2 separate regions of the Mus musculus genome follow, and region 1 is linked to region 2. A link is a loop called in an ENCODE intact Hi-C map of the cell type or tissue named here. Cell type or tissue: left cerebral cortex. All regions are shown on one strand. Each heading gives the region's core, and the rest is flanking DNA. Links, peaks and the distances in the headings are about the cores only. Region 1 holds the start of Mettl7a1 (methyltransferase like 7A1). Region 2 overlaps Atf1 (activating transcription factor 1).

The links. A loop is a pair of places that touch in the nucleus more often than their neighbours do. Peaks named below come from ENCODE experiments on the same cell type or tissue, not always from the same donor. Only the 100,000 strongest peaks of a DNase experiment are listed, where the experiment ranks them.
Region 1: it touches region 2 in a loop (2.3-fold over the local background); 5 of 42 quality-filtered maps call a loop at or near these places.

The regions. Positions count from the first base shown.
Region 1 is chr15:100,294,762-100,310,698 of GRCm38, reverse strand. Mettl7a1 (methyltransferase like 7A1) reads right to left here and starts at 5,882. Exons shown (of 2, transcript NM_027334.3): 1 at 5,355-5,882. The coding sequence starts at 5,852. It also overlaps the pseudogene Gm33666. In left cerebral cortex, for the core only: no CTCF peak of the experiment used is centred there; DNase peaks (open chromatin) are centred at 5,887, 6,419, 7,058 and 8,839; H3K4me3 peaks cover 2,527 bases; H3K27ac peaks cover 2,510 bases.
Region 2 is chr15:100,228,816-100,244,752 of GRCm38, reverse strand. Atf1 (activating transcription factor 1) reads right to left here. Exons shown (of 7, transcript NM_007497.3): 2 at 11,922-12,020. The coding sequence starts at 12,014. Among named protein-coding and RNA genes, the nearest start is that of Atf1, 8.9 kb to the right of the region's middle. In left cerebral cortex, for the core only: a CTCF peak has its summit at 10,837 (motif pointing left); DNase peaks (open chromatin) are centred at 6,594, 6,900 and 8,927; H3K27ac peaks cover 2,532 bases.

The sequences.
Region 1 (15,937 bases), core at 3,936-11,935, 66 kb before region 2:
TCTCTACTGAGGGCAGGTGCCTGACTGGCTGAGCTATCTCACAAGTCTACCTTCTGCCTCTTTTATCTTTGTTATTGTTGCTTCTTGTCTTTTGAAACAGTTTCACAACATCACCCAGGTTGGTCTAGAACTCACCACTTGGCAAACTAACTGTGTAGCTAGCTGCCCTGGAATTCTCCATCCTCCTGCCTCCACATCCCTAGTGCTGGCTTTACAGGTGTGCACCACCACACCTGGCTTCTACCTTGAACTGCCAGGGCCAGCCCCTGCTTTTCTTTCCTGGTGGCTTTTCTTGAGGCAGCAGAAGGGGAAGTGTCGGAGGGGGCATGGCTTGGTCTTAGGAGATATTTAGAGTTGCTACTTAATCATAAAATATTTACCTACCTTAAGTCTAAGTCACTTTGCTACTGTGGCTGGCCTGCCTGAGTCCCTTTGAGACCAGAAACTGCCTTCTCTGGCATTTAGCACCTCATCATGAAACAGCAGGGTATAAAGTAAAGGATTAATTGCTACAGACTTCTCCCTCTTCTCCAAATGCTTCTTGCTTTTCTATGGGAAATTTAGAGCAATAAACTGCTATTGAACCCAGGAAAAAAGAATCACATTCGCAGAAGGAAAAACTTTTACATGAGCAAATATGGATTAAACTCCCATAAATTCATATGCAGATTTGTGCACACACATTCCTAAATCTCCATTCCAACCACTTGGACCAAGCTTAATACTTATCTCATAATTACATACTTATATACACACACACACATACACACACACACACACACATCCATACTTACATATGTGTATGGAGCAAAAGACCAAGCACTAGTGCAGAAAGAAATCACTCCTTCTGGATGAAAAATGAGCTCCAACCCTTACTGCATAGAGAAAGAAAAGGCTTCTATACTTTTAATGCTAAATGAATTAAACCCAAGTCTGTAAGAAGAAAGGTTTGTTCCTTTAATAAGACTAAGCCTGCCTTTCTAAAATAAATAAATAAATAAATAAATAAAATCTGTTCTGCCCCATGGTAAGGAGAAGCCTGCCTGCTCCTTCTCCTCTCTGTAGCTTCTCCTTTTCTCCTTCCCTCTGCAGTCTGCATATTGCTCTTTAAATATTTGTATTCGTGTTATAATTTCTAAGATACTCCACTTTACATTCTCCTTCTACTCTTGCTCTCTCCTCCTGCTCTGACTTGACAATGCTCTGCTCCCCTCATTCCCAATGCTCGCTCTCCAATGTTCTATTTCCCAATGTGATCTTCCCAGCCTTTGGTACCTTTTCTAGGATAGTAGACCTCATGGTTTTTCCAAGCATCCCTCTTTTACAAAAGTTCACTAGAAGTTCAAACATAAATTGAATAAGAAGTTTACAACAGAGAATGTTTACATGCATATCCATTAAGAGTAATTATCTGGGGCTGGAGAGATGGCTCAGTGATTAAGAGCACTGACTGCTCTTCCAGATGTCCTGAGTTTAATTCCCAACAACCACATAATGGCTCACAACCGTCTTTACAGCTACAGTGTACTCATATGCATTAAATAAATAATTAATTTAAAAAGGACTTAATAGCAGTCCTATTATAAAAGAGCTTAATAATTACTAATATACTTTTAGGAATTCTTATAGGATCATCATTAAGAATTAGGAAATCATCTATTTGTCTATATAGCATCACTGCAAGATATCTTCATTTTTCTGCAGAGATCTGCTCAAAGTGGGTGGGCTAATACCTAGTGATTATTATATATGTTTAATAACAGGAAAAGCATATTAATGGCAGGAATCTTTCCTAAAATGAAATTCTCCTGGGCCTTGCCTGAAGAAGCAAATCAATGGCTTTAACAGTCCATGGCAGAACCATCTCAGGAAGATCACCTGCTAGTGTTTAGCTTCTCCTGGATGGCTCCTGGCATTGAAACTTTAAAAAAACAAACAAACAAAACACGAACCTTTTAATTCACTAACAAATTGTTCCCAGGCACTGGCTGCAAGTCTCTGTAGACACCAGAGCTGCATGTAGAAGGAATGGAGGAATCTATAGGAGCCACTTCCTAGACTGAATGGAGTTGTTTTAAAGATTGCATTATTTCATTACTATGCACCACCACTGCCCTATGAGCGCTGTCACTCTTAAGAGGAATCAATCTGACTTGATATGCAGAACACATAGGTCATGAAATAATGCTATTTCAAAGCATTATTAAACAGCCTCTGGGCATTTTCTAATAAAGAAAGAAACCCATCCCTTTTTGGTAAGCTCCCTTTTCAAGCCACTCTAGTCCTGGCTACCCAAAGGTGGAGAGTTTTGAGACAGAATTCAGATTTAGAGATGCAGTTACCACAAAGAAAGCAGATAAATTTAAGTAAGACATATGTTTATGAGCTTGTGAGATGCTTGGCGGTTAAGAGCGCTGACTGCTTTTCCAAAGGTCCTGAGTTCACATCCCAGCAACCACATGGTGGCTCACAATATGACGCCCTCTTCCGGTGTGTGTGAAGACAGCTACAGTGTACTTACATGTAATAATAAATAGATCTTTGGGAAGGTGGGGGAGGGGGAACAGAGGGAGCTCTGAGTGGGTGTCAAGATTTGGAAATCTGTGTAGCTAAAAACACAGGGTGCATGAGACAGCTGAGGAGGATATAACATGGAACGAGAGATGAGGAAGGGACCCTCAGCATCTAGGGAGCAAAGAGGTGGAAATGTTGAAGAGCCTGACCTTGGTGGAGTGTGGTGGTGCTTGAGACCTGAGGAAGAGCAGACAGTGGCTTACAACCACCTGTAATGAGGTCTGGTGCCCTCTAGTGGTAAGTCCGAAGACGGCTACAGTGTACTTATATATACTAATAAATAAATCTTTGGGCAGGAGCGAGCAGGGACTGAGTGAGCAGGCCGACCGGAGCGAGTAATCTCTCCAGCCCTGGCTGTATATTTCTTATCATCTTTGAATCTGCAACCTCCTTCCAAAATCGTAAACCTCGGCTTCAGGAGACTGTGGGAAGGTTAACTGCAGCTGTCACCACGCCCTGGCTCTATGAGGCTAAGGGAGACAGCCCAGGGCATCATCTGTGAGATTAGCAATCGCTTAAAGAAGCACCTGGCAAAGCCCCAGTTGCCAGGCAGAGGAGGAAGGGATCCAGGTTGGGCCCCAAGACTCTGTCCCTTTCTTAATTTTGGTTTGCTTTATTGTGTTTTAAAGATTGGGTTGGGGGGACTTGCTATGTAGTCCAGGGTGGACTCTGACTTGAGACTCCCCCTGTTTGTTCCCCTCCCCCAGCACCAAGACTCTGGGTGTGTACCCCACTCCAGGTGTGGCTATGGGTGTGGCTATGGGTGTGTACACCCCAGGCCAGGCTAAAGATCTTTACCTACTAGTTGTTAACTGGTCTGTCATTGCATTGGAGAGACAGTGCTAAGCCTTTGATGCATCTGAGGCTTTCTTCCCAGGAAACTACAAGAGAGTGTGTGTGTGTGTGTGTGTGTGTGTGTGTGTGTGCCTGTATGTGTGTGTGCATGTGTGTGAGAGAGAGTGAGAGGTGTGAGTGTGTGTGTGTGTGGAGGTATGAGTATGTATGTGAGTGTGTGTGTGTGTGCGTGTGTGTGTGTGTGTGCCTGTATGTGTGTGTGCATGTGTGTGAGAGAGAGTGAGAGGTGTGAGTGTGTGTGTGTGTGGAGGTATGAGTATGTATGTGAGTGTGTGTGTGTGTGAGAGTATATGTATGTATGTGAGAGAGTGTGAGTGTGTATGACAGTGTGTGAGTGTGTATGTGTGTATGTATGACTGTATTATGTGGGAGTGTGCATATGTGTCAGTGTCACCTCCCTACAAGTTCTCAAATCAATAAGCTGAAACATTAAGATTATCACACTTCAAGTTCAGCTTTGTTCAAAACAAACCCATTTAACCTGATAGTCACAAGTACAAAGAATTTCTTCAGACTACTAGAAAGGCTCAAAGTGGCTGTTGCTCTTGGCTGCACAGAGTTCAGCTCCCTGGCTGTAACCCCTGTTCCTACCTTTGTCGTGAACAGGTTAACATTATTTCCTCCGCACCTTTCTCTTTTCTAGCCTGGAGAGATCAGTCGTCTTGAATGCTTTGTTTGTTTGTTGTTTCTTTCTGTTGGGTGGATTTTTTTAAAGTTTTTGTTTGTTTTGATTTCTGATAAGATTTTCCTATATAATTCAGGCTGGCCTTGATCTCCGTGTATAGCCCAGGCTTGCCTTCGCATCCTTCTCACCCTCTGAGATCCTGAGACTGTCAGTGGGTTTCTATGTGTGGTTTGCCACACCCAGCTCTTGATGTTTGTAATTGTTACAGAGTTCCTGAGGGTGATAAGCTCCCATCCACACATGGTCTCTTTCCAGTTTGCAGTACTGCAAATGCTTCTTTAATGATCATCCTTGGGGGGGTGGGGGAGGGGGTGCTGGAGACATGGTTAAGAGCACTGACTCCTCTTTCAGAGGTTCTGAGTTCAAATCCCAGCAACCACATGGTGGCTCACAACCATCTGTAATGCTATCCAATGCCCTCTTCTGATGTGTCTGAGGACAGCTACAAGTGTACTCACATACATAAAACAAATAAATCTTAAGAGAGAGAGAGAGAGAAAGAGAGCACCCTTGGGTGGACGTGTTTTACATATGTGTAGCTATAGATGAATCTCTAATAGAGATAGTGCATTCACTTGATGTTTTGATGTTTCTCAATGAGGCTTCCAAGCCCCTTCCTGTATGAGGGGGTCCTTACCAGATACCCCCTCCCTGCCCCCAGCACTATAGACTGTGAGTCTCTGAGACTGTCCGAAGCAAACACGGCCTTACAGTCTGTCTCATGATTGTCTGCTTTAGTTTATACTCTGGTTCCTGCCCAGTTGCTCATCTTTTTCCCTGACCCATTTCAAAACACAGAACCAGTATCCTTAGTGACCTGTAAATTTTGCTTGTTTTATTTTGGAGACATGGTCTCTGTGCATCGCTGGCAACCGAGCCCTCGAGCTTCCAGAGATCCACCTGCCTCTGCTTCCCATTGCCTGCCGGGACTTGGAAGGTTTTTTTTTGTTTGTTTGAATGAGTGGGTGACCCCTCAGCTGTTTCTGGGAGCTTCTTTACCAAGTTTGACATCTAAACTCTCCACAGGCTCTTCCCCCTTTGGCAGTTTAGAACTTTCTAGATTCTGATTTGTCAGCCCTTACTCTCTTTTGCAAAATTCTTCTGGAGTCATTTGGTATTTTTGTTTTGTTTTGCTTTGTTGTTTGTTTGTTTGTTTGTTTTGGTTTAGAATCCACCCGAAACTGATAGGAGCACCCTCACTCCTAGCTGCAGCTAGCCAGTCCTCACTCCTGCCACTCACCGGCTTCAGCACTCGGCACACCTCACGCAGAATCTTCTCCTGGTTCTTCACCGAGCACAGCACCAGGGTGCAGACCACCACGTCCACAGAGCCATCGGTCACCTGGTGCATGTCCTCCCCGGCTGCCACCACGAAGCGCTCGAACTGCAGCTGCCGGTTCTCTGCGACGCTCTTGAACAAGAACTTCTCGAAGTTGGGGTTGGGGTCGATACAAGTGACCCTGCACCCGGGGGGATAGAACTTGAAGTTGGCTCCGGTGCCGCAGCCCACCTCCAGCAGAGTCAGCTTCCCCGAGGGGCCGGCGAACTCCTGCAGATTGCTGAAGAGCTCCCGCTTTTGGCTCGCCATCTGCTCATTGTACATCACGGAGAATCGCTTCAGGAAGTAGGGAAAGCACTTTTTGCATACCCAGCTCCACAAGCCTAGAAGGTTCAGCAGAAACATGGGAAGCGCCAGGGTACAGACCACCAGCCGCAGGGCCAGGACGGCAAGCGTCATCTTTGCGAGTAGAGGAGAAAGGGCTACTGCTTCCCCAGAAGTGTCTCCTGGGGAAGGAGAGCGCAGGCTCCTGGCCTCGCTCCAGAGCCAATCAGAGAGGAAGGAGGCGCCGGCTGAGCGGGGGGGGGGGGGGGGGGGGGGGGGGGGGAACCAAAATAGCAGAGCCGGGTAGGGCTCCGATTGCGGCCTGACTCCCACACCGTCCATCCCACCCCCACCCTAACCCCACCGGCCGGCTAGCAGTTGGCCGGCTCAGTGATCCAAGACTGCCACCTTCCCCCCCCACCCCCCATCCCTTTGGAAGGTTGCAGCCTGAACCCTGACCCTGGTCCTGCCTGGCTTTGTTTGGGTCTGGAGGCTGCAGCTAGTTTCCGGCCGCGGTTGGCTAGTGCACAGTGTGTACTTTCGCATCACCCACCCAAGCCTTTTTTAGGAAGAGGAGCAGGTCAGCGCACCAGGGAAGATGGCAGCCGAGACCCCTTTTCATCGCAGGCTTATTCTTCCCTTCTCCTCTTCCCACCACACACCGCCCCAAAACCTGTTTTTGTGTAAAGGAAGTGAAAGGAAACCCTGCCAAGACTCACCCAACAGTTTCTCAGTTCCCATTCTGAACTGAGCCTTTCATAAGTTAATTATTCATCTGAAGGATCTTTGCTGTGTCACTGTTTTGAGCTGTTTGACAGTTTAAAACGCAACTGCCAATCTTATGCTTGGTTATTATGTAACTCCGCCCATTTAAAGTAGAGGTGCTCAGGATAGTCCCCGTTTGGCTTCTGATGGGCTTTATAAAATAGCTTCAATCTCCAGTCTTTTTGGTTGGGGTTTTTTTCTGGGTCTTGCTCCTTAGCCCCAGCCGGCCTTGAATTCTCTTGATCCCTCTGCGACTTCTCAAGCAGCGCTGAGATGGCAGATCTCTGTCACAATGCCCAGCTGCACTGATTTCGGGAATTGTTTTTTGAGTCATAAATTCACAAAGAAGATAAATTACTTTTTAAATTGTTTGCTTCCATATTTCACATATGGTCTTACAGGTGGTAATCGAGTTAAGAACTGTCAACGTGATTCTATGATTCTACATAAGACTTGAGTGCTTTTGATGTGTGAATGACAGTGGGAACAGACATAACTAGAAGATTTAGGAAACTATTCAGAATCTTCAGCGAGTCAGATCAAGAAAGTCACTGCTGGTTTCCAGAGGAGATGGACCTGAGGCTAGCATAGCCATCTGATATTCATATCAGGTGTCGGCAGCATGCAGAGGGGAAAAACTCATATCCTGAAACAGGAGTGGTAGGCACTGGCTGAGCTGGGTTCTGTTTTAATTCTTGTATTTGGAGGTAGAATAGGTGATACTGAGGGGTTTACACAAGCCAGGGAAATACTCTGTCACTGATCCCTAATCCAAAAAGAGGTGTGTATGAAGGTTTTAATGTCTACTCATATTTAATATACCCTACACATATGCTAAAGTCTACTCATATTTTATATACCCTACACGTGTTACAAATACAACAGCCTGGCCTGGTGGCACACAGCTTAATCCCAGAACTGACAGAGGCAGGCAGATGTTATGAGTTCAAGGTTAGCCTAGCATGTACAGTGAGTTCCACAGTACTCCTCTCAGGACTATAGAAGAGAGAGACCTGTCAAAAAAAACCCAACCAACCAGGAACATTACACCAACTATTCCACATGTGTGTGTGCACACATGGGTGTACTGGAGTACATGCATATATGTGTAGAGGCAGAATGTTTTAATTTCTCCACCTTAATTTTTTCCCCCTCCACCCCCCCAAACTTTTGCTCCGGCCCCACTCACTCTGGCCCATAGGGTTTTTGTTGTTGTTGTTTTGGTTGTTTTGTTTTGTTTGTTTCTCATTAAGCATGGTTGTGAGCCATCATGTGGTTGCTGGGATTTGAATTCATGACCTCTGGAAGAGCAGTCAGTGCTCTTAACCACTGAGCCATCTCACCAGCCCTCATTTTTTTTTTTTAATAAAAATGTATTTACTTAGACTCGTTCAGAATATTAACAAAACAGTTGCATGTTTTAAAAAAAATTTTTTTCATTACAGAATGGTATTCAGCTAATAGAACAACACTAATTCTCAGATGAGCTGCATCAGACAACTGGAGATGGGGGATAAACTACACCAAAACAAAAACAAAACAAAAACAAAAAACTACACCAAAAAACAAAAAACAAAAACAACTGCTTTGGGGGCTGGAGAGATGGCTCATCGGTTAACAGCATTGACTGCTCTTCCGAAGGTCCTGAGTTCAAATCCCAGCAACCACATGGTGGCTCACAACCATCCGTAATGAGATCTGACACCCTCTTCTGGTACGTCTGAAGACAGCTACAGTGTACTTACATATAATAAATAAATAAATCTTAAAAAAACAAAAAACAAACAAAAAACAAACAAAAGAAAAACCACAACTGCTTTAAATTTCCACATCAATTTACAACCCCTAAACTGCACCAGGTGAAGTTAGTGGCTGTTGAAATACCACCAGGACAGGGCTGTTTGAAGACACTTTTGGTAGTGTAGTTAATTACACACAAGAAAGACGCCGTATAGTTAAAAAAAAAAAAAAAAAAAAATCCATGGCCTTCCATTGCAATTTTTTCTTTAAACGGGGTTAGTTGTGTATAGGAGACTTAAATACTTTATAGACAAGGAAAAAAACTGTGCTAGAACCACCTTCATCCTCACCTCATCATCAGCCTTGGCCTCCTCTTCCTCGGCTTCTCCCTCACCCTCTTCATCCTCCTCCTCATCTTCCTCTCCCCTTTCTCTTGCTCCTTTCAGCCGTGACCACCCCCACCTCTCCCCGTTTCTTCAGCATCAGCAGGGGACAAGCCAGGACCATCTTTGCTTTGGGAGCGGGACTCGGAACAGAACAAGAAGTGGGCAGAAGGAAGCCGCTTGGGTGCGTTGGCTCCTTGATCTTCTTTTTGGTCTCCTCTTTGCGGCCATGTAGGCGTTCATTTCTCTTTCGTAATGAGTCTTGTCCGCCTTTGCCATGTCTTCAGATTTCTCCTCCTCTTCAGCAGACATGGTCCCCGCCTCTCTGAGTTCTTAGAGAACACTGTGGAGCTGAGGCATTGGCACAAACATCCAGGTGCCGCCCCTTCTCCAAGTTCCAGCAACTTTGCACAAAGATGCGTATGAGGGACATTTTGCCTCTTGACTTCTTTGGCTGTGCTCAGAGGATTTTCCTCCGCGAGGCACAGGGTCACCCAGTACCCGACCGGCTCTTACCTTCCACCCCCACACTGGCTGTCTCTGTGGAGCGCAATGAACCACAACGTCTGTGTGAATGGGAGCCAGCTATTGTTGTTGGGGTTTTTTTGTTTTGTTTTGTTTTTGGTATTTTTGTGACAGAGTCTCACTCTGCAGCCCTAAGTATCCTGGAGCTACCAGGCTGCCCTCGAACTTACAGAGATCCACCTCTCTCTGCCTCCCAAGTGCTGGGATTAAAGGAGTATGCTACTGTGCATACCTCCTGATTATTATTATTTTTTTTTTAGTCTTACATGTTTGGGTGTTTTCTCTATGTGTGTGCACCACGTGAGTGCCTGGTGCCTGCAGAGCCAGACAAGGGCATCGGGTCCCCTAGGACTAGAGTTCCAGGCAGCTGTGAGCCCTTGGCAAGAGCAGCAAATGCCCTTAACCTCTGAATGGCCTCTCCAGCCCCTACTAGATCCATTTTTTTTTTTTTAAGTTTTTTTTTTTTTTTTTTAGTTTTTTGAGACAGGGTTTCTCTTTATAGCTCTGGCTGTCCTGGAGCTCACTTTGTAGACCAGGCTGGCCTCGAACTCAGAAATCCGCCTGCCTCTGCCTCCCGAGTGCTGGGATTAAAGGCGTGCGCCACCACGCCCGGCTAGATCCATTTTTTTAAGAAGATCTCTGAGAGTAGAAGTTGACCTAAAGTTTACCTGTTTCGTGTGTATAGTTAACATTTGAGGTGTGAATGCATCCCGTGAAGCTATGTCAGCAGGAACACAGTATGTCATTCTCTGAGTGTCCTTTTGCTCTTTCTTGCTCTCCCTCCTCCTTCCTCCCTCCTCCCAGAACAACTGTGGCTCGTTTTCTCAACTAATTTCACATATGTAGATCATACAGTAGTGTCTTCCCCACCTGACTCTGACTCAGCACATTTGCCTTGGAGAAGAGAGGAGGCCTCCATAGCACGAATACAGAAGAGAACTTAGACAGTGGTAACATTTATGTTAAGTTGTGTGTGCACGAGTGCACATGAGTGAGTGCACATGCCAAGGGCCCTAGAACAAGGACAAGTTTAGCGGTGGGTCCTCTCCTCCCACCTTGCTGAGGAGGGGCTCTCTTGTTTCTACAGACCAGCTGACTTACTGGCTTTCGTGCAGTTCTGTCTTTGCTTCCCACATGACTGTAGGAGCGCTGGAATTCAGGTGTTGTAGTGCAGCTCAGTGCAGGGTCATCCAGGTCACGGGGTGCAAGGCTAGAGGCAGGTACCCACTGAGCCCTCCGGCTTCATTTTCACTACCCCTGCCCCACATTAGTTTTTAAGCAGTCGACAGATCAGGGGCCATTTTACTGCTTCACTACTTGTCTCACCCATCGGTTTTTCTTATCACTTGCTGATATGTGACTGGGTTATTTCCAGTTTGGAGCTATGAAAAAATTAAGCTATTAGGAGGCTGGGCCTGGTGGCACTGCCTATAAGCCTAACAGGGCAGGGACAGGGGCAGGGGCATCTTGAATTCAAGGTCAGTCTGTTTCATACAGTGAGTCTATGCCAGCCAGAGTTACATAGTGAGACCCTATCTCAAACAACAACAAAAGAACCGCTTCTACTACCGTGTGTCTGTGCCTCTGTGTCTGTGCCTGGGAGTGGGGGGACGTATGAGTGTGCATGTGTATGTGCATGTGTGTGCACTCATGTGTATACATGTGTGTGCATGTGTATGTGTTTGTGTGTGGGAATATGTGCATGCCCACATATACAATTACATTAGCTACTTTTCTATTGTTGTGATAAAGCACCATGAGCAAGGCCACTTATGACAAAAGAGCATTGAATTGGGTGTACAGTTCCCAGAGGGGTAGAGTCCGTGATGGCTGAGCAACGGCCTGGTGAGAATGAAGGTGTCATGGCAGCAGGAGCAGCTGAGAACTCACACCTCAGACGGCAAGCAGGGGACAGAGGGACTTCCGAGCCCACCTCCAGTGTCACACTGCCTTCAAGACATATAGCCCTGGCTGTCCTAGAATCCAGCAGATCCAGCTGTCCTGGAACTGACAAGAGACCTGTCTACTTCTGCCTCCTGCGTGCTGAGGTTAAGGATATGTGTCACCGCGCAGTCATAGGACCACACCTTGTTATCCTCCCTAAGCACACACCAAATGTAGACTGTACTGACTGGCTTTGTGTGTCCACTTGACACAAGCTGAAGTTATCACCAAGAAAGGAGCCTCCCTTGAGAAAATGCCTCCATAAGAGCTAGCTGTAAGGCATTTTCTTAATTAGTGATCAATGGTTAGAGGGCCCATTGTGGGTGGTGCCATCCCTGGGCTGGCAGTCTTGGGTTCTGTAAGAGAGCAGGCTGAGCAAGCCAGAGGAAGCAAGCCAGTAAGAACATCCCTCCATGGCCTCTGCATCAGCTCCTGCTTTCTGACCTGCTTGAGTTCCAGTCCTGACTTCCTTTGGTGATGAACAGCAATGTGGAAGTGTAAGCTGAATAAACCCTTTCCTCCCCAACTTGCTTCTTGATCATGATGTTTGTGCAGGAATAGAAACCCTGATTAAGTAAGACAGGACCAAGTATTCGAATGCCTGAGACATGGGGCCCAAGTGTGAAGGTCAGGGGATGACTTGTGAGAGTCCATTCTCTGGGCTCTAAGTCAGGTTGTCAGGGCTGGGTGCCAAGTGCTTTTACCTGCTAAGCTGTCTTGCTGTCACACCCCTAATTGTATTGTTTTGTTTCTGAGATGTAGTCTCTCCTAGCCCAGGCTAACCTCAAGCTTTGCTTGTAACTAAGAATGAGCTTAGACTTCTGGTCTCCCTGCTGCCACCTCTGGAGTGCTGGGATTGTGGGTATCAACGCCGGGATTTGTACACAAAAAACTAGGCAAGCACTAGGCAAGCACTCTCTCAACTGAGATAAGGACTTTTACATAGATTTAGCAAGGGGGTGGACGTGGAGAAGGGGTTATTCATTTTAAAAGGCTCAGGAAAGAACAAGACAGGTCCGAGACACACTTCAGTGTCTTAGAATAAGTCCTTCATGTGGTTCTGATGAACTAGACTCCACCTCTCAAAGGGTTGCTAGGAAACTGGGTTTTGTTTTGTTTTCTTCCTTTCCCACTTTTTTGAAGATGGCTCTGGGGGTGTCTAGAAAAGGATGATAAGCAGTCTTCGTTATGTTTCATTGCTGTGCTGAGACACCTTGACCAGGGCAGCTCACAGAAGAAAGAATTTATTTACAGTTGTGGAGGGTGAGCCCATCCTCACAGCAGGGAGATGGAGGGAGGAGACAGACATGGTGCTGGAGCAGGAGCTAAGAGCTCACTCACATCTCACCCACAAGCAGGGGGGAGGGAGGGAGGAGGAGGAGGAGAGGAGAGGGAGGATAAAAGTAAGAGAGCTGACTGGTAAAGAGGTGGGATGTTGAAACCTCAAAACCCACCCCCAGTGGCACGCCTCTTCCAGCAAGGCCACACCTACTAATCCTTCCCAAACAGTTTCACCAACTGGGGACCAAGTATTCAAATAAATGGCGCCTGTGGGGGCGGTTCTCACTGAAACCACCATATAACCTGGTAAGATAAAACCACGAAAAGAGCTGGAGATGTCGGTGACTAAGTCTTTTTTGAGGGGGTGGGGAGAGGCAAACTAAGAGAGACTGTGTGTGTGGATGTGGTGTGTGTGTGTGTGTGTGTGTGTGTAGGGCTGGACTTAAAGGGGTGTGCCACCACACCTGGCTGGTGGCTAAATCTTAAGAAGCCATTGAATAAGTAGAACTATGAGACCCAGGGCTGTACAAAGGCCTTAATGCAAAGGCATGCTTCTGTTATTGTTTCTGTTTCTGCTTAGTTTTTACTGAAAATGAAGTAAGCCAGGGTTGTTGCTAGTGAACACCAAGGATACACCAGAGATCTGCCTGTGCCCACCATCTTGAGCCATAGTTGTGGCAAGTACACCCACACCCAGATTCTTTTTTTTTTTCCATATAAAGCAATTCCAAAGTTTATTAGCCATAGAAAAAACTGATTTCTCAAAGTCAATTCTTATTCTCTGTAAAATAATACACGTGAACAGAAAATCACTACACTTTTGGTACAAGATATGTTGGGTTTTTTTTCCTCCTTCTTCTTCAGATGACAGATGGATGTAGCCCAATCTAAGATCACGTGTACTTGCCCCAAATGTGTAGCATAAATACAGAAGCGATGAACAGAAGACTCATCACCAGCACTGGGACAGGGCCCCCTTTGAGCCCTGGGGAATCTTCCGTGTAGATTCGCCACATCCCCCCAGTCCCTGCAGAGGTGGTGCGGCCTGCGCTCCGGGTCCCACAGCTGGCATTTTTTCTCTGCCGGACAGTGGATCCTGCAGCCCGTGTGGCCACCGCTTTGCTGGAAGAGCGGCCAGAGGAGCCCACGTTGGTGCCACTGGGCGTTGGACCCGCAATGCTGATGCCTAAGAACAGTGGGCACAGGAGGCAGGAAGAGGGACGTCGGGGACACCCAGATTCTTATATTAGTATTGTTTTAATATGATTTTGGAGGTTAAACTTGGGTCCTCAAGTTTACAAGGCCAGCACATTGCCAACTGAACTCTCTTCCCAGGCCTGTCTCAAGACAGGGTTCCTTCTTTTTCTCTCTTCTTTTTTGGTTGTGAGTCTAGCCTTTAGCAGCCGAGCCATCTTTCCAGCCCTCACCCCCTTTTAAGTTTTTAACTTTTTATTTTTATTTACTTAAGTATTTTTTATTTAACTATTTTTAAATGATTTTTTAAAGGTTTATTTATTTTGTGTGAGTACACTGTCACTGTCTTCAGACACTAGAAGATGGCATTGGATCCTATTACAGATGGTTGTGAGCCACCATTTGGTTGCTAGGAATTGAACTCAGGACCTCTGGAAGAACAGTCAGTGCTCTTAACTGCTGAGACATCTCTCTAGTCCTTATTTAACCATTTTAAAGTATATTTTAAAAATAGTGTGTGTGCACAAGGGCACACGTGTGTGCATATGCACATATGGGTGCATGTACCCAGAGAGGCCAGAAGAAGGGGGCATCAACTCCTCTGTCAATTGAGCTACTTTCTCAACTCTTTTCAATATTTTAAGTTCTTGAAGATTGTGTGTGTGTGTGTGTGTGTGTGTGTGTGTGTGTGTGTGTAGAACACAGGCATACATGCCAGGATACATGTGTAGAGGTCAGAGGACAACTGTGGGAGTCACTTGTCTCCTTTACTACGTGGGTCCCAGGGATCATAATCAGGCTGTCATGGTCTTGGCTGCAAACACCTGCTGAGCTATCTCACTGGCTCTCCACTCTAAAAGTTGTATTTGTCATACCATGATGTGCACATACATGAAGCATAACAACAATTCTGTACTCAAACACCACTATATATTTACTCTCTGAGGCCTCTACTTGCATGTTAGGGTATTAAGATGATGCCTGGTGTGCTAGCTCACATCTAATAAGCCCAACAATTGGAAGGCTGGGGTAGGAGGATCAGGAGTTCAAGGCCAGCCAGAGCCGCTAAGGCCCAGCTTCAACAATGACAACACATTATAATACATTATTTGTTGGGCACCAGGCGTGGGGAAATAAAGGGATGGGAGAGACCCACCTGAGCTCTGAGACACGGGGCGGGCAGAGACTACCCCGCTGCCGGGTGGGTGTCTGGCTGTGGGAAGCCATGGGACCCCAGTCCGTGGGGGTGGGGAGGGAGCAGTCCAGGGTCCCTGGGCCTCACAGAGGCCAAAGAGGAAAGTTTCTCAATCTCAGACATCCCAGACACCGCTGTGTCGCAGAAGAGCTGAGAACGAGCTGGGGGGCCCCGGGGGCAGCTTGGTCAGCTCTGGGCTGAAGGAAGAAGGGGCAGGAGGGAAAAGTGCTGGGTGGTTTCCCCCGAGGGTGAGAGTCCTTGGTCCAGTCTGGTGCCTGGAAACGCTGGGAGGCCTTCCTGTGGGAGATTAGACGAGGCTCTTTAGGGGGAGGCCTATTCCATTGCTCCAGCACAGCTGGTTTTAATGAGCAGAGATGGACCATGGTTTTAGAGCTTTATTGTAGAAAAGCAGAGAGAGAGGAGAATAAAGAAGCAGAGGTGACCATAGCCAGGTGGAGAGAGGGGAGAGGGAGCACAAGAGAAGGGGGGAGAGGGAGCAAGAGAGAGAGAGAGAGAGAGCGAGGAGAGCGAGAGAGAGCAGAGGGGCCAAGCAGCCTCTTTTTTTTTTTTTTTTTTTTTTTAGAAACATACTTTTTTTTTAACTTTTTTTTTTTAAGATTTATTTACTACATGTAAGTACACTGTAGCTGTCTTCAGACACACCAGAAGAGGGCGTCAGATCTCGTTACAGATGGTTGTGAGCCACCATGTGGTTGCTGGGATTTGAACTCTGGACCTTCGGAAGAGCAGTCGGGTGCTCTTACCCACTGAGCCATCTCACCAGCCCCCAAAAGCAGCCCCTTTTATAGTGGGCTGGGCTACCTGGCTATAGCCAGGTATTTGGGGGGTGGGGGGGGGGGCGGGTGGAGTCCAGCCAGAATACCAGGAGCTTGGTACATTGCCTATGTGATTGATGGCCACAGGATGATGGGAGTTGAGGGCTCATGGGGTCAGGTGCCTGTGTCTGGGGGCGTAGCTTACGGTTCCATCCCTTGTAGAATTTTCTACTGGATCTCCAGAGTAAGCCTCCCCGGGCCAGATCACAGACTGCCTTTCAGGTCCAACAGTTATTGTAGGTAATTATCCTGAGTCCATTTGTTTATGTTTGAGATAGGGTTTTGCTATATAGCCAGATAGGTTTATTTTTTTTTTAATTTTTTTGGTTTTTCGTGACAGGGGCCTTGTGGGCCACC
Region 2 (15,937 bases), core at 4,469-12,468:
GCAGATGATGTAGACGGAGCAGCCATATACATAATACATAAGTAAACCTTTCAATGATGTTATTCTACTAGTTAGAAGAGAAAAAGACAGTTCTGATTTCGGCACCATATTTACACAGGCTGAGTCTGAAAAGCCTATTAGATACCTACTGCTGAATACATAAGCCTAGAGAAAGGCTCTGTGCCACATGAGCTCAGAAATTATGGGCTTGAACTGTTCTTCCAAGGCCCAGAGCTCCATCCCTAGCAGCCACACTGTGCAGCTGCAGAGGGAGAGGATGCCTGCCGCTCCCTGCCTTCCCTAGGCACTTGCACATACACGCGGTACTCATAAATTAAAACAGGAAAACTGCCGGGCGGTGGTGGCGCACACCTTTAATCCCAGCACTTGGGAGGCAGAGGCAGGAGGATTTCTGAGTTCGAGGCCAGCCTGGTCTACAAGTGAGTTCCAGGATAGCCAAGGCTATTCAGAGAAATCCTGTCTCGAAAAAACCAAAAAAAAGAAAAAACAAAAAAACAAAAAAAAAAAAACCCAGGAAAACTACACAGGTGAGGCCTTAAAGCCACCAATACGTTCACATTAATATACTGGTAAGAAGAGATCAGAAGACAAGAGCCAAGCCAGCAAGCTGCCTCAGGATAGTAGTGAAGGCGGTGGTAGTGGGAAGGGCAAGCTGCTGCATCAGAGGCTGCCTCAAGGACAGAAGTTAGGTGGTGGAGGTGACAGGTAGGGGTCAACACAAACATACAAATTTAAGAATGTAGGAGTTGGGCTGGAGAGATGGCTCAGCGGTTAAGAGCACTGACTGCTATTCCGAAGGTCCTGAGTTCAATTCCCAGCAACCACATGGTGGCTCACAACCATCTGTGATGAGATCCAATGTCCTCTTCTGGTGTGTCTGAAGACAGCGACAATGTACTCACATAAATAAATAAATCTTAAAAACAAAAACATAGGAGTCGGCACTGTCTCACCTCACAATGAACCAATGTATATATGGCACTTTACCTGGCACACACAAGTAAATATTAACTATTCTTCAAATTTTAAAACCAAGTTTTAAGTTGGACAGGATGTCTCTGTGTAGTACTGGCTATCCTGGAACCTGCTATGTAGGCCACACACTTGCCTGGAACTCACAGAGCTCTGCCTGCCTCTGCCTCCAGAGTGCTGGATTAAAGGTGTGTGTGAGCCACCATAATCTCTGAGACTATTTAATTTTTTTTTAAATTTCATGTGCATCGATGTTTTGCCTGCATGCATGCCTGTGTGGGGTGCTAGATCCCTTGGAATAGGAGTTAGACAGTTGTGAGCTGCCATGTGGGTGCTGGGAATTGAACTCAGGTTCTCTGAAAAAATACCCAGTGCTCTTAACTGCTGAGCCATCTCTCCAACCCCTATTTTTAACTTTTTTTTTTTTAAGATTTATTTATTTATTATATGTAAGTACACTGTAGCTGTCTTCAGACACTCTAGAAGAAGGAGTCAGATCTTGTTAGAATGGTTGTGAGCCACCATGTGGTTGCTGGGATTTTAACTCAGGACCTTTGGAAGAGCAGTCGGTGCTCTTAACCGCTAAGCCATCTCTCCAGCCCAATTTTTAACTCTTAAAATGATCTAAAATACCTACCATTTCCCTAAAACTGGATTATGACACCTGACTTTGCTTTGGGCCTTGTCTGCTGTCTATAGCTTCCCTCAGACATCTCGCAGGCAGCACACTTGCGTGGGGCTTGTCTCACCTTTAATCGTCCCCTTCAATGAATGATTCTAGCCTATGGCAGCTTATTCCTGTGACTCCAGAACTCAGAAAGCTCGGAGACTATCATTTTGAGGCCAGAAACCCCGTTTCAAAAAGAAAACAACCCCCAGTGTCTCCTGAGTTCACAGAGAACCTTATGAGTCACCCTTTCTTTCTCTCAGCAGATCTACAACTGATGGCCAACTAGTGACACCCAGATGACTGTCACATTCACGACTCAGGTATCGAAGGATGTTCCAGCCCCTCCCTACTACCTCCCACCACAGGGTATCACTATGTAGCCTGGCTGTCTTGGAACTCACTACATAGACCAGCTTGGTCTCGAACTACAGAGATCTACCTGCCTCTGCTTCCGGAGTGCTGGGATTAAAGGCTACTGAGCCAGTCCTTATGTTCTGTTTCTAATCCTACCTTCAGCTACAGTCTGTCCCTTTCTAGGTTTTCTTCAGGTTCTCTCACTAAACTCGTAAGAAAATAATTTCTAAAGTTAAGACACTAAATATTTCTCCTTATGACACAAACAGGAGGAAAAAAAATTTTTTTTTTGGTTTTTTGAGACAGGGTTTCTCTGTGTAGCCCTAGCCGTCCTGGAACTCATGCTGTACACCAGGCTGGCCTCAAACTCAGAAATTTGCCTGCCTCTGCTTCCCAAATGCTGGGATTAAAGGCGTGTGCCACCACTGCCCGGTAGGAGAAGAAATCTTAAAATATATATGCAGGTACCACCAGTCTCACACAGAACACAGCTGCCCTCAGCCTTGTGTCACTCAGCAGGAAGAGCTTCAACTCATCTCAGCTACACAGCCAGCCTCTGGTTCAAAACACATAGAACAAAAACACTCCTCTGACAGCACTGGCAGTCACCGTGTGCTCAGAAAGAAGAGAGGCTGCAACACCCTGACACAGCAGCTCACCTGCCAGCCTTGCATCCAGAAGGTAAAACTGGGAAAGCAGAGAAGAGAGCTCTCTACTGGTAAGAGGGAGGTAGGCACAGTCTGAACTTCAGAGATAGCCCTGCATCGGAAGGGAGGTACCGACCTTCCTATGCTGCTAAGACTCAGGGCTCTTTCATGCAAGTACCACTGAGATAAAGAGGTCTTTCCGTACATTTCTTTTCTGGCCAGGCATGATGGCATAGGCCTGTAATCCCCAAACCTAGCAGAATTGCACACGATTTCCGGTCCAAGGGCAGCCTGAGCTGCACAGTGACATCCTGCCTACAAAACCTTTTTATTTCTCAACCTTCTAAAGCATAAACTGTCTGCCCACATACAATGTCTTCTAATGGCACTGCAGTGGATCAGGAATTCTACAATGCACCTTTTCCACTTGCTCACTTGGACTGTAGCCTAACTTCTAGTTCCTAGTGCCACACTACAGCAGTAGAGTATAAGCTCCCCAATTCTCAGGGTAACCTCTCTGAAATTGTCTGCACGCAGGGGTGACTTACAAAAGACCGAGCTTGGCTCAGGTTAGACAGGTTAGAAAGTTAAGACCTCCAGAGCTAATAGCAAACACACACAGGTTAAAAAAGTTACAAGCCGGGCGTGGTGGCGAACGTCTTTAATCCAAGCACTCAGGAGGCAGAGGCAGGTGGATTTCTGAGTTTAAGGCCAGCCTGGTATACAAAGTGAGTGCCGGGACAGCCAAAGCTACACAGAAACCCTGTCTCGAAAAATAAAACAAAACAAAAAAACAACAAAAAAAAAAGTTACATATACACGTTTCACTGTATGGCACTGACACCTGCTTAAAAATTGTCTGAAAAGGAAACCTTTAAAAAAAAAGTTTCAAAGAACATACTGGGGGCTAGTGGGGAAGGAGAGACGCAGAATAAAATCATCTTGTTTTCAGTCATGGAGAAAGCATGTGAGGACTACGAGAGGCCAAAGCAGAGCCAAGGAGACAGACTTGACTCCCAGTTTTGAGCAATCAATGACAACTCTTGTTCTAGACTCTTTCTAAGCCTATCTGTATAGTGAGCAGCTTCTAGAAATACAGTTATCTCCCTGGAACTAAACAATTCCCAACAGTTGTTTTTAAAGCTTAATGGCCAGTAAGCAATAACGCACCTAGAATGAGAAGCAGAAGACTAGGCAGCAGAATCAGACCCAGAAGGGAGACTGCCACCATCAGACACCGATTACCAAACACTTACACTTGATGTAGAGGAGAGCTGGTGCCGGAAAGGACTTCCTAAGAGATGTTAAACCATGTGGAGTAGAACTGAGCCAAGTGGCGCACTGTCTCCAAAATACCACAAAGATGAGCAGTAAGTATGCTAACCAAGCCCCGAGAGGCACAGAGTCTATGATCTAGGGTGTACATGCTTGTTCATCAGGACTGACCAAGCATTAGGCCCATCCCAAAGAACCTGCCTCTAATGGGCAGCTCAAGCGAAAGCAACATAGATCATAACCAATGTGAAGTCCTGGCTAACATAAATTTCCCGGTTCTCTTCTTGAGAAAAGCATACTTCTGCCAAATGGGCAAGCTGACTCCAGGTAACAACTATTTAAAAAGAACAAAATGGGTGATGTTAAATAATAATTCTAGGTAAGGTTGGACAGCCAAGGCTACACAGAAAAACCTTGTCTCAAAAAAAAAAAAAACCAAAAAAAAACCAAAAAAAAAACAGCAACAAAGGAAAGAAAGAAAGAAAGAATTCAGGCAGTGTGTTTATTATTGCATAAATCTCCCATCTACCTAAGTAGCAAATTTAAGTGTAACCCGGGCCGGGACCTAAAAGACATTTAGGGATGACATGGTCTAAAAACCATGTAACAAACAAAACAGCAATAACAGACATGATATATACCTTTAATCCCAGCACTTGAGAGGCAGATGTCTGAGTTCGAGGCCAGCCTGGTCTACAAAGCCAGTTCCAGGACAGCCAGGGCTACACAGAGAACCTTGTCCTGAAAAACTAAACAAAACACCAAGACAAACTAACCAACCAACCAACCAACCAACCAAGCCCTCTTTCAAGCTGTAGGCCATAGCTGTCCAAGTCTCCCAAAACATACAGCCTGCTGTCCTTGGCTACCCCCACCTACCTCCCCCCATCCCCCCACCAGTCTCTACAGCTGAAGACACCATGCACTTTAAAAATGAGGCCCTAAACCCGGGAAGTGGTGGCACACGCCTTTAATCCCAGTGCTTGGGAGGCAGAGGCAGGAGGATTTCTGAGTTTGAGGCCAGCCTGGTCTACAGAGTGAGTTCCAGAACAGCCAGGGCTACACAGAGAAACCCTGTCTCGAAAAAAATAAAAATAAATAAAAAGAGGCCCTAAACTGCATCTGTCATGAAAGCCCATCCCTGAAGTTTAGCTTTGACACCAAAAGGCCCCATGCAGCAAGCTTCCAAAGGAGGAAAGCAACAACAGTCCTGCCCAGCAAGGACGGCTGTGAACTACATCAATGACCAGGGTGAGGCTGCATGCAGTAGTCGCACACATCGTAACCAACAGCTCTCTAATTTGACTTAAGACCCACTCAACAATAGGGAAACCATGCCTGATACTGAAAACCTAGCTAACTACTCAGTGCTAGGAAGTTATGGTTACTGGAGGAAAGTCTAAAACCACTAATTTACTAAGCTAGCATAATCCCTAACAATCTATAAACATGTGTCCTCACACCCATAGGTAAGTATAGTCTCCACCTTTCATCAAGGAAACTTCGCTTCTTGATAGACAGAGACCACTATAGAAAACTACAACCTATTAGAGTGTAGAGTTGTGGAACCCAGTCCCAAAAACTCCCACACCTAAGGTTTAGGGAGCATTGCAGAAGAGGAGGTGGGGAAAATTTAAGAGCCAGGCGATCAGGTGTTTGCTGAGATTTTCTCCTAGTAATATCAGAAGCCACACACAGTCTCACCAACACGACTGAACAAGGAAGACACCAATGGACGTGCCACAGTGGCCAGGGAAAAACACACAAGGCCTCAGCCCTACACAGAACTACAGGTAACAGGAAAGCTGGAATCGGAGTGAGGGGGCAGCAGGCACACACATGGGGCAGTGACACACGCAGGGGAAATACCCATATACACAAAAACAACAGCATTCTAAGAAGCTGGATAATGGAATGTCTCTAGAAGTCAGAAAAGTGAAACTTAAAGATAGATTTGAAATCTAAATAATCACTATTTTGACATCAGCAAATGATAAAGGATTGGAGAATTGAAAGATAAGGAAGAAGTTTTAGAGCTAAGGAACAAAAGGACAAGCACAAAATACAAGAGGTGTGGAGGTCACAGTGAGAGGGAAGACTGTGAAGTAGGAAAGAAAGTGAGGACTGTGGGACATGAGGAAGAACAGCTGCGACTCCGGTGCCTGCTGAAGCCTCAGAGCATCAGAGACCCAGTGTAATTAACATCTGGTGTGAAGGCTGCCAACATAAAGACAGTTCTTTCTCAGATTTTCACCCCCAAGACAGGCTATCTCTGTGTAGCTGTCCTCACACTCAAAGAGATCCACCTGCCTCTGCCACCTGAGCACTGGGATTAAAGGTGTGGGGCACCACTGCCCACTCATGGATACATACTTTAGTAAGAAGATTAAGACAGCAGTGGGCCAGTTGTAAGCTGAATGTACATACCTCAAGTGGGAAACTGTTATAGTGGGTTCATCCTAACTTTCTGTCTGGACTTCTGCCTTTTTGTAATCCTGCCAGGTGGCCCTTGGGGTCCTTACATAATCACCCCTACATTTCTTAGCAGCCCTCTAAACGCTAACTCTCCTCTCACATTCAGGCCACTACTGAGTACTGTAAAGACAACGAGCAGGACTCTCGGCAGCTGCACCCACATCTCTAGATTCTTGTTCTTGTCTCAGAGCATCATCACAGAGCTTTAAAAAACCCATTAAACATTTTTTGTTTATTTTTAAAACTAAGCCAGGTCAGGCTTGGCAGCAAGTGCTTTTACTAGCTAAACCATCTTGCTGGCCCTTAAGAATCTTTTTTTAGTAAACTACACTGCATTATATTAACTAATCCTGAAATGTTTTTTCCTCTGATAACACAAAAATCAAGCTTTATTTAGTGGAAGCCTGTAAGAACTCAGGCTGCAGAGCTGGGTGGGCAGCAGCATGGACAAACACCAATCCATATGCTCAAGAGGCCTAATGACTCATCTATGAAATGAAAAGAACTCCAAAATTAAAAATAACAAAAGTGGCAAAACAGCTAAAAAGGAAGATGATGATAAAAGCAGATGAAGCAGAGCGTCTGCGCCACATCCCAACAATCTCAGATCTTAAGGGGCTCCAGTGAGGGGGCCAGAAACTTCAGGCTAGCCTGGACAGCTTTCAAGGTCAGTCTGTACAAAGTGACTTCCAGCTAGTGATGTACAGTAAGCACTCAACAGGAAGAGCAGCCGAAGGAGAAACAACGCTAGGTTTAGTAACAGGCCACTTATTCCAACAGCAACTATAGAAGAAAGCTGGGGACAAGGCTAGAAGCTTGCACCTGCCAATCTAAGAGCACACATACTTTATAACACAACTACAACCACAGGACTTGTATGTAAAGAGGGGTTAGATCATATTGCTCCATGTGACAGAACAACTGACAGGCTCTGAGACTGGTTGGGAAACATCAGAAACCTGAAGTGTGGGGCAGCAGCAAACGAGAGGAACTAGAGCAACTCAGCACAAAGGAGGGCACAGGACTCCCTGCTCCCTGTCAGGATGATGTCTCATCTAAAGTAAGCGGGAGATGGGCAGAAGGAAAACGGCAGTTCTACCTATAGAAGCCACAGTTCTTAAAAGTCTCGAGTCAGTTGGGACATGTGGTTCCATGGTGACTCGACTCTTCCAATGTGACCCGTGAGCACTGCAGAGGAAGGTCTGTTTTGTTACTCATATGACTCAAGAGGACAATGGCTAAGAGCCATCTTAAAAGACAACTTATTGTTTTAAAAACTACTACTTTGGAGGCCTGAAAACAAGGAAAACTCACTAGTCAGAGACTCTGAGGCTTACAGCCACAAGCCACAGAGCAGCAGGCAGCCCAACTCCGGAGCCACCTATCTTATCCACACTGGGATTCTTACCAGGAACTCTAGGAATTCTGAAGCTGAGTTAGGTGGAGTCCTTGACATGAGCAGACCCCACCTCTAGCTGCATGTTTTTTTTTTTTTTTGGTTGTTGTTGTTTTTTAAAATTTATTTATTATTATATGTAAGTACACTGTAGCTGTCTTCAGATGCACCAGAAGAGGGCGTCAGATCTCATTACAGATGGTTGTGAGCCACCATATGGTTGCTGGGACTTGAACTCAGGACCTTTGGAAGAGCAGTCGGTGCTCTTAACCACTGAGCCATCTCTCCAGCCCTAGCTGTATGTTTAATCTGCACTGGGATCTGAAGACTGAGCAATTTCAATGCTGTTGCTTCTTCCACTCCCCAACGGAAACAGCACTGACTTAGACATCACCCACCAGAGACAGAGGTGGGAACTGGAGTGTCTTAGGCATAGAAAAACCTGCCTTGCACACAGGCAACCAAACTAAGTGTAACCAGGGGAGATTCCTGATAGAGTGAAGATAGCTCAGCACACAGCTACAAAAGACAAGAGGATGCTAACTTCAGTCCATGTCCCTACCAGCACACTGTAGAGCCAGAGCACCCAGAGGGCTGCTCTAAGGACCGGTCTACTCGCCCCACTCCAGGTTTTCCTCTATTATGTCTAGTACTGTTTGTTTATTTTGAGACTGGTTCTCACTTCTTAGCTTGGCTGGCCAGGAACCTGCTTTGTAGTACAGGCTGGCCTTGAACTTACAGAGATCCACCTGCCTCTGCCTCCCAAGTGCCAGGATTGAAGGTGTTCAACCACCATGCCCAGCTTTTAAAAAAAACCTCTGAATTCCAATTATTTTGTTTTTGTGTATGTTTGGCTGGATTATGTATGTACACTTTGTACATACTGTTACCCCATAAGTCAGAAGAAGGCACAGAGTCCCTGGACTGGTTATAGATGGTGGTGAGCCACTGTGCAGTGCTGAGAACCAAATCTGGATCCCTGCAAGAGCAGCAAATGCTTTTAACCACTGAGTCATCTCTCCAGCGCAAGTAAGATTTTTAAGTGCTTCAATGTTTTTATGGTCATCTATTTATATACAGTTTTCATTTTTAAAAAACTTTTAAAAATTATTTTTACTTTATTTTAAATGTCTAAGTGTTTTGCCTGCATGCAAGAGCAGCCGGATGGAGCCAGCCCTCCAGCCCCCACAGCCTACTCCCTGTGCTGTCAGCTCCTTACGTTTTCTCCCTAGCACGGCTTTCTCTCACCCTTCTGCAGGACCCTGCTTCCTTTTATTTCCCTCTCTGCCTTTATGATTTCTTCACTTCATTCACCTTTTCTCTCACTAACAACTTTAACCTGACAGGTCACTGCACACCAGGCATTTGTTATTCCTTAGCAGTTTTTATCCTATGTTTTTTAGTGTTATAGACGGCTTCAACTGATTTTAAAGACATTTCTCTTTATCTTTAAAAGAGTGGGTGAGTGTAACACTACTGTGGTTTGTTTTCTGAGTACGACCACAGAGCTCTCCAAAAGATGTTATTACAAGATTGCGGGGGGTGGGGTGGGGTGGGGTGGGGGGTGTAGCTAGACAGATGGCTCAAAAGTTAAGAATACTATCTGTGGCTCGGCAGTAGTGGCGCACGCCTTTAATCCCAGTACTCGGGAGGCAGAGGCAGGTGGATTTCTGAGTTCGAGGCCAGCCTGGTCTACAAAGTGAGTTCCAGGACAGCCAGGGCTATACAGAGAAACCCTGTCTCAAAAAACAAAAACCAACCAAACAAACAAACAAAAAAAGTGGAATAGATCTATCAATAACCAGATGAGCCATCACAATACAACCACTGAGAAAACCATAAAATGAATGGAAATGTAACATCTATAAGACTTACCTCAAGTATTGAACTTAAGACTAAATCCCTAAAACAACTGCTTCGAAGACGATACAAAAAAGCAGACAAATGAAGTAAACCTGGGCAGATGTGTACCACACATCCATTTTTTTGTTTGTTTTTTTGAGTCAGGGTTTCTCTGTGTAGCCCTGGCTGTCCTGGGACTCACTCTGTAGACCAGGCTGGCCTTGAACTCAAGAAATCCACCTGCCTCTGCCTCCCGAGTGCTGGGATTAAAGGCGTAAACGATCCTGTCTTAGGTACTTGTGCTGTTGCTGTGACAAAATGCTCAACAAATCACAATTAAGGGCAAACAGAAGGTTGCTAAGGGATTCACTGCCTCACTCACGGCAGGATCATGCTGGGCTTACAACCTCTAACTCCTGGGATACAAGGCCACCTCAGGCCTCCATGGGCACCTGTACACACACCCACAAACATACATAGACACACATACACACATGCAAATAAACACACATAGACACACAAACACATCTTAGCTGCTATCTCAGTATCTGAAGGCTGAGACAGGAGGGTCGCCAGTTTGAGGCCACCCTGTGCAACACAGCAATGCTTTTGTCAAAATGAAAACAAAACCTTAAAGCTACAGCTCAGTGGTCAGGTGCCTGCCCAACACCCTGGGCCCTGGATCAATCACTGGGTAAAGGGGAACAGAGGGGAGAGGAGAGGAGAGGAGAGGAAAAGAGGGGGGGGGGGGGGATGAGCAACTCTATAAGCCCAAACCACCGCAGACAAGTCATTCTTAGCTCCTTTTGTGAGCAGAACTTCTTGAGGAAAGGCAGTGAGGTAGCCCCCAGGTAAAACCATGTGTCACCAAGCCTGAGTTCAATCCTTAGGACTCACTTGACAGAAAGAGAGCCAACTCCCAGAAGCTGCACTCTGATCTACACAACTGTGCTGGGGCAGTGTACCCACCACAAAATAAATAACGTAAGTATCAAAAAACAAATGTCTCAGAGCTAGATAGATGGGCCAGAGATTAAAAGTGCTCACTGTGGGGCTGGAGATATGGCTCAGCGGTTAAAAGCACTGACTGCTCTTCCAAAGGTCCTAAGTTCAAATTCCAGCAACCATCCAAAATGAGATCTGATGCCCTCTTCTGGTGTGTCTGAAGACAGCTACAGTGTACTTATTTATAATAATAAATAAATCTTTGGGCAGAATGGAGTGGGGCCGACTGGAGCGAGCAGAGGTCCTAAGTTTCAATTCCCAGCAACCACATGAAGGCAGCTCACAACCTTCACTGTAGCTTGTAGTACAGCTACAATGCACTCATATACATTAAATAAATAAAGTGCTCACTCTTCTTGCAGGGGATTATGTTCTGTGTCTAGCACCTATATGGTGGCTCCCAAAGACCTGTAACTACAGCTCCAGTGTCCTCTGGACCTCATGGGCACCTCTACACACAAAGGTATGCACACATACACATAAATAACAGACTATTCTTGTCTGTAGTGGTTATAATATTATCTATCACATAAAATGAACCATTGCTTCTAGGGAACTACGCTGCCTTCCAAGTATATTCACTGGCCAGTACACTACACTACCAGGTTCTAAGATTCAAGATACCTCTTTGATATATAGTTAACGCACTGTCAGTAGTAAGTAGCATTACAGCTCATTTCTGTTATCTGACACAGGTATTTTTTCCATATGGCACATCACAGCCTTCCTGGACTTAGAGGACAAGTAAGCCAAAAATTATCAGTAGCACCAAATGCACAAACTAGAAAGCAGAAAGGACATTTACATATGAATGGTCAAATCAAAACTCAAGATCTGTTATCCCCGACTGAACTCACACCCCAGGAATCTCATCTACACCAAGACTACTTACTCAAAACAGACACTGCCCCAGAATTCCCGGATGCACGGCTCTGCTTTTGTCCTTCTCCCTCTTCTGTTTTCCATTCTCCACTAGCCTACCTTCATGTTCACTGATTCTTTGTCAACTATATCAAGTCTGATAAGCCCTAACGCCTGGCTCTTTTTTTTTTTTCTTTTGGTTTTAGGAGAAAGAGTCTTTTCAGCTTTCTACGAACTAGGTAGAAGCCAGAAGTTGCCCCATAATTTTAGTTTCTATTAAAATTTATATTCATAACTCCTAAGTTTACATTTTCAGTCTGAACATGCCTACCTGTCAACTAAGCTGAAAACTAATCTGTGAACACCAACAGCCAGCTCAGTGCTCTGCTAGCTCCTGCTTTACCTGATGTACTATCTGAGAAACGTGAGGCCCCGCAACGGTTGAACCAGGCTGAGATGCAGTCTCTGTCGTGTTACTCTTGTGGGAATCTTCCATAATCAACTGAAAGGAAAAAAAGCCAGTTAGAAAAAGCCAGCTGAGCCCGGCGTGGTGGTGCACGCCTTTAATCCCAGCACTTGGGAGGCAGAGGCAGGCGGATTTCTGAGTTTGAGGCCAGCCTGCTCTACAAAGTGAGTTCCAGGACAGCCATGGCTATACAGAGAAACCCTGTCTCAAAAACCAAACTAAAGAAAACAAAAGAAACCGACAAATGACAAAATAAAGGATGCCAGTTGCTACAGAACGTGATTGCTACTACAGAGCTCCCCTTATTTTGGAATTTTTTGAGACAGGATCGACCTGTCCTTGGGTCTCCTGAACCCACTGTGTAGATCAGCTGTCCTTGAACAGAGGTCCACCAGCTCCTTCCTCCCCAGTGCTGGAATTAAAGAAATGAGTCACCAGCCTGGCTTATCTTACCATTTTTCAAAGTACAGTTCCGTTGTGTTGACTATATTGACAGCTGAACAACCAACCTCTAGACTTTTCTACGTCCGATAGTAACTGTCTTTTTCCTCCAGGAGCACCAGCAACTCCTGTTTCTACTACTAACTCCTGTGACTAGACACTCCCACAAGGTGAGCGAGTCCTTCTGTGGCTGCCTAACTTCATTTGGCACAAGAGCCCAATTCAGCCGGGCGTGGTGGCGCACGCCTTTAATCCCAGCACTTGGGAGGCAGAGGCAGGTGGATTTCTGAGTTCAAGGCCAGCCTGGTCTACAAAGTGAGTTCCAGGACAGCCAAGAGTATACAGAGAAACCCTGTCTCGAAAAACAAAAAACAAAACAAAACAAACAAACAAAAAAAAGCCCAATTCAACCATAGCTCCTGTCAGGGTTTCCATGGTTTGAAGTCTGAACAACACTCCCTGGAATGTACTTCCATTGTTTACCCCCATCTACTGACAAATAGTTGGGTTGCTTCAGTCTCCCGACTGCTGTGAATAGTTGAGCCATAAACATGGATAACGATTATCTCGTAAAGACCTGCTTTTGCCAGGCCTAGTGGCAAAGGTTCATCTCTAGGTGAGTGTGGTTCTCAACCTTCCTAATGCTGCAGCCCTTTAACACATACCTCATGTGACCCCAACCATAAAACTATTTTTTTTGTTACTTCATAATAATTTTGCTGTTATAAATTGTAAATATCTGACCATGCAGGCTATCTAATTCTGGACCCCTGTGAAGGTTGAGAACTGCTGTCTTACAAGTTTATAGGTAGCCTGGTTTACAGAAGTCCCAGGATAGCTAGGGCTGGCTACACTCAAGACCCTGTCTTGAAAGAACAAAGAAAAAAAGAGCTTGCTTTCCATTTTCTTTGTATGTGTAGCCTAGAGAGCTGCTAAATCATCAGTTATTCTGTTGTCCATCTGAAGTACTAATTTTAATGGCATCCAGCCGGGTTTACTGTCCTAGCAGAACATAAGAATTCTAGCTGCAACTCGGGAGGCAGAGGCAAGAGGATTTCTGAGTTCGAGGCCAGCCTGGTCTACAAAGTGAGTTCCAGGACAGCCAGGGCTATACTACAGAAAAACCCTGTCTCAAAAAACCAAAAAAAAAAAAAAAAAAAAAAAATTCTAGCCGCAGTTCCTCCCATCCTTACCAGCACTTGCTGTTTTTTTCTGTTTTCATAGTAAGCTTTCTAATAAGAACAAGGTGGCTTTGGCTTTCTCCCCACTGACTAATGACATTAGCCCTTTTTCTCCAACACTGAAAACATGTCAGGAAGCAAAAAGTTGAGATTTTTTTTGTTTTTGGAAACAGGGTTTCTCTGCATAGCCCTGGCTGTTCCTGGAATTCACTCTGTAGACCAGGCTGGGTTTGAACTCAAAGGATCCACCTGCCTCTTGCCTCCGTAGTGCTGGGATTAAAGGCATGTGCCACCCCTGCTGGACAAGTTAAGAATTCTTAATCATAAGCTAGAGAGATGGCTTAGTGGGTTGAGAACACTGGCTGCTCTTTGAGAGGACTTGGGTTTGACTTCCCAGCACCTATAAAGTGGCTCAAAACCATATACAACTCCAGGGGATCTACTGGCTTCCAGAGGAACACATAGCACACAGGCACATTTGAAGGCAAAACATCCATACACATAAAATACTTTTTTAGCCGGGCGTGGTGGAACACACCTTTAATCCCAGCACTCAGGAGGCAGAGGCAGTCGGATTTCTGAGTTCCAGGCCAGCCAGGGCTACACAGAGAAACCGTTTTGAAAAAACAGAAACAAACACCACCCCCCCCCAATTCAATCAAACAAACAAACAAACAAACACCTTTTTCTCACTATAAGCAACAAACTGTACCTGTTCTGTTTTACTGAATTATCAACTGCAAATACACTTAAAAACAAACAAACTTATTTTATAAGCATGGGTGTTTTGCCTGCATGTGTGTAGGGTGTAGGGGTACAGGATTACCCAGGAGCTAGTTACAGGCAGTTGTGAGCTGCCATGAGAATGCTGCGACTTGAACCCAGGTCTTCTTCTGAAGAGCAGCCAGTCTCCCCATTCCTAAAATTTTAAATCTGGCTGAGGTTTTTGTTTTGTTTTTTAGACAGGATTTTAAAGCCCAGGCTGCCTCTGCCTCCTGAGTGCTAAGAAAAAGGCCATAGGTATGTCCTACCATGCTTGACTGAAGTCTGCTTTTCTTTTTTTTAAAGATTTTAATTATTATTACAAATTAAGTACACTGTAGCTGTCTTCAGACACACCAGATGAGGGCATCAGATGTCATCAAGAATGGTTGTGAGCCACCATATGGCCACCAGAACCTGAACTCAGGACCTTTGGAAGAGCAGTCAGTACTCTTACCCACTGAGCATCTTGCCAGCCCTAAAGTCTGCTTTTCAAAATGACACCTTTTTAAACAAAATACACTATCTGAGTACATTTTCTATAAAAACAATTAAGTTCCAAGTAGCAGCTATCATAATATGATGCACAGTTGGGCAGAATCAGGAAGGCAATGAAATGCAGTCCAAATGCATCACCAACAAGATGCTGGAAACGGAGAAGTCCGCAGGCTATGGATGGCTGTCACACACAAGGCAAGGCACTGCCCTCCTAGGACAGGGTCTTCTATAGCCCAGATTGGCCTCAAAACCTGATACATAGCAGAGGGTGACCTTTCTTGAACTTGACTCTCCAGACATCCCCGCTTGCCTCAATTAAGCAGAACCTGCCAACACACCCAGGTCCTCTACAGAGCAGGCTACATCCCTAGCCCAAGGCAAGGTGCTTTTAATAAATCCTACAAAGAAAGCGACTTTCTACGTGAAATATCAAGAGAAGAGATTTGTTTTTGTGGTGATGAGACCTAAAGAAACTGTATTTACTTCAGATCTCACATTAGGATGCAAAAACCCAGAAGCTAGGCTGTGTCCACCACCATTCCTGGCCCAGCAATACCTCTTACTGCCATTCCTTACTGTACCAAGTCCTGTGGTTTTCTTTCCTTCCTGGGTGAGGGGTAGGAGGTTGGTTTGGTCTTTAGAGCCTCTGCCGCCTGAGCTGGGGTTAAAGGCTTGTGCCACTACGCCTGGATCAGGTCCTATTTTAATACATTTGTCTTGCCTGGCTCGTTATCTCTGAATTACTTAACAGCTATGTTTACTAGCCTGCCTGTTTCTCCCAGCTTTAAGCTCTCTAAAGGCAGTGCCTGTCTGCAGTAAAGTGTGCTCAGTGACCAGCAGACTGTCACGAGTGAACAGTAAATATCAATAAATATCAAGTACAGAGACTTCTCAGCTGGTGAGTGAGGAAAAGGCGTCTTAGCTTCCTTCCTTGAAAAAGATGTTGAAGGTCTGGAGAAATGGCTCAACAGTTAAGAGCACTGACTGCTCTTCCAGAGGTCTGAGTTCAATTCCCAGCAACCACATGGTGGCTCACAACCATCTGTAATGAGATCTGACTCCCTCTTCTGG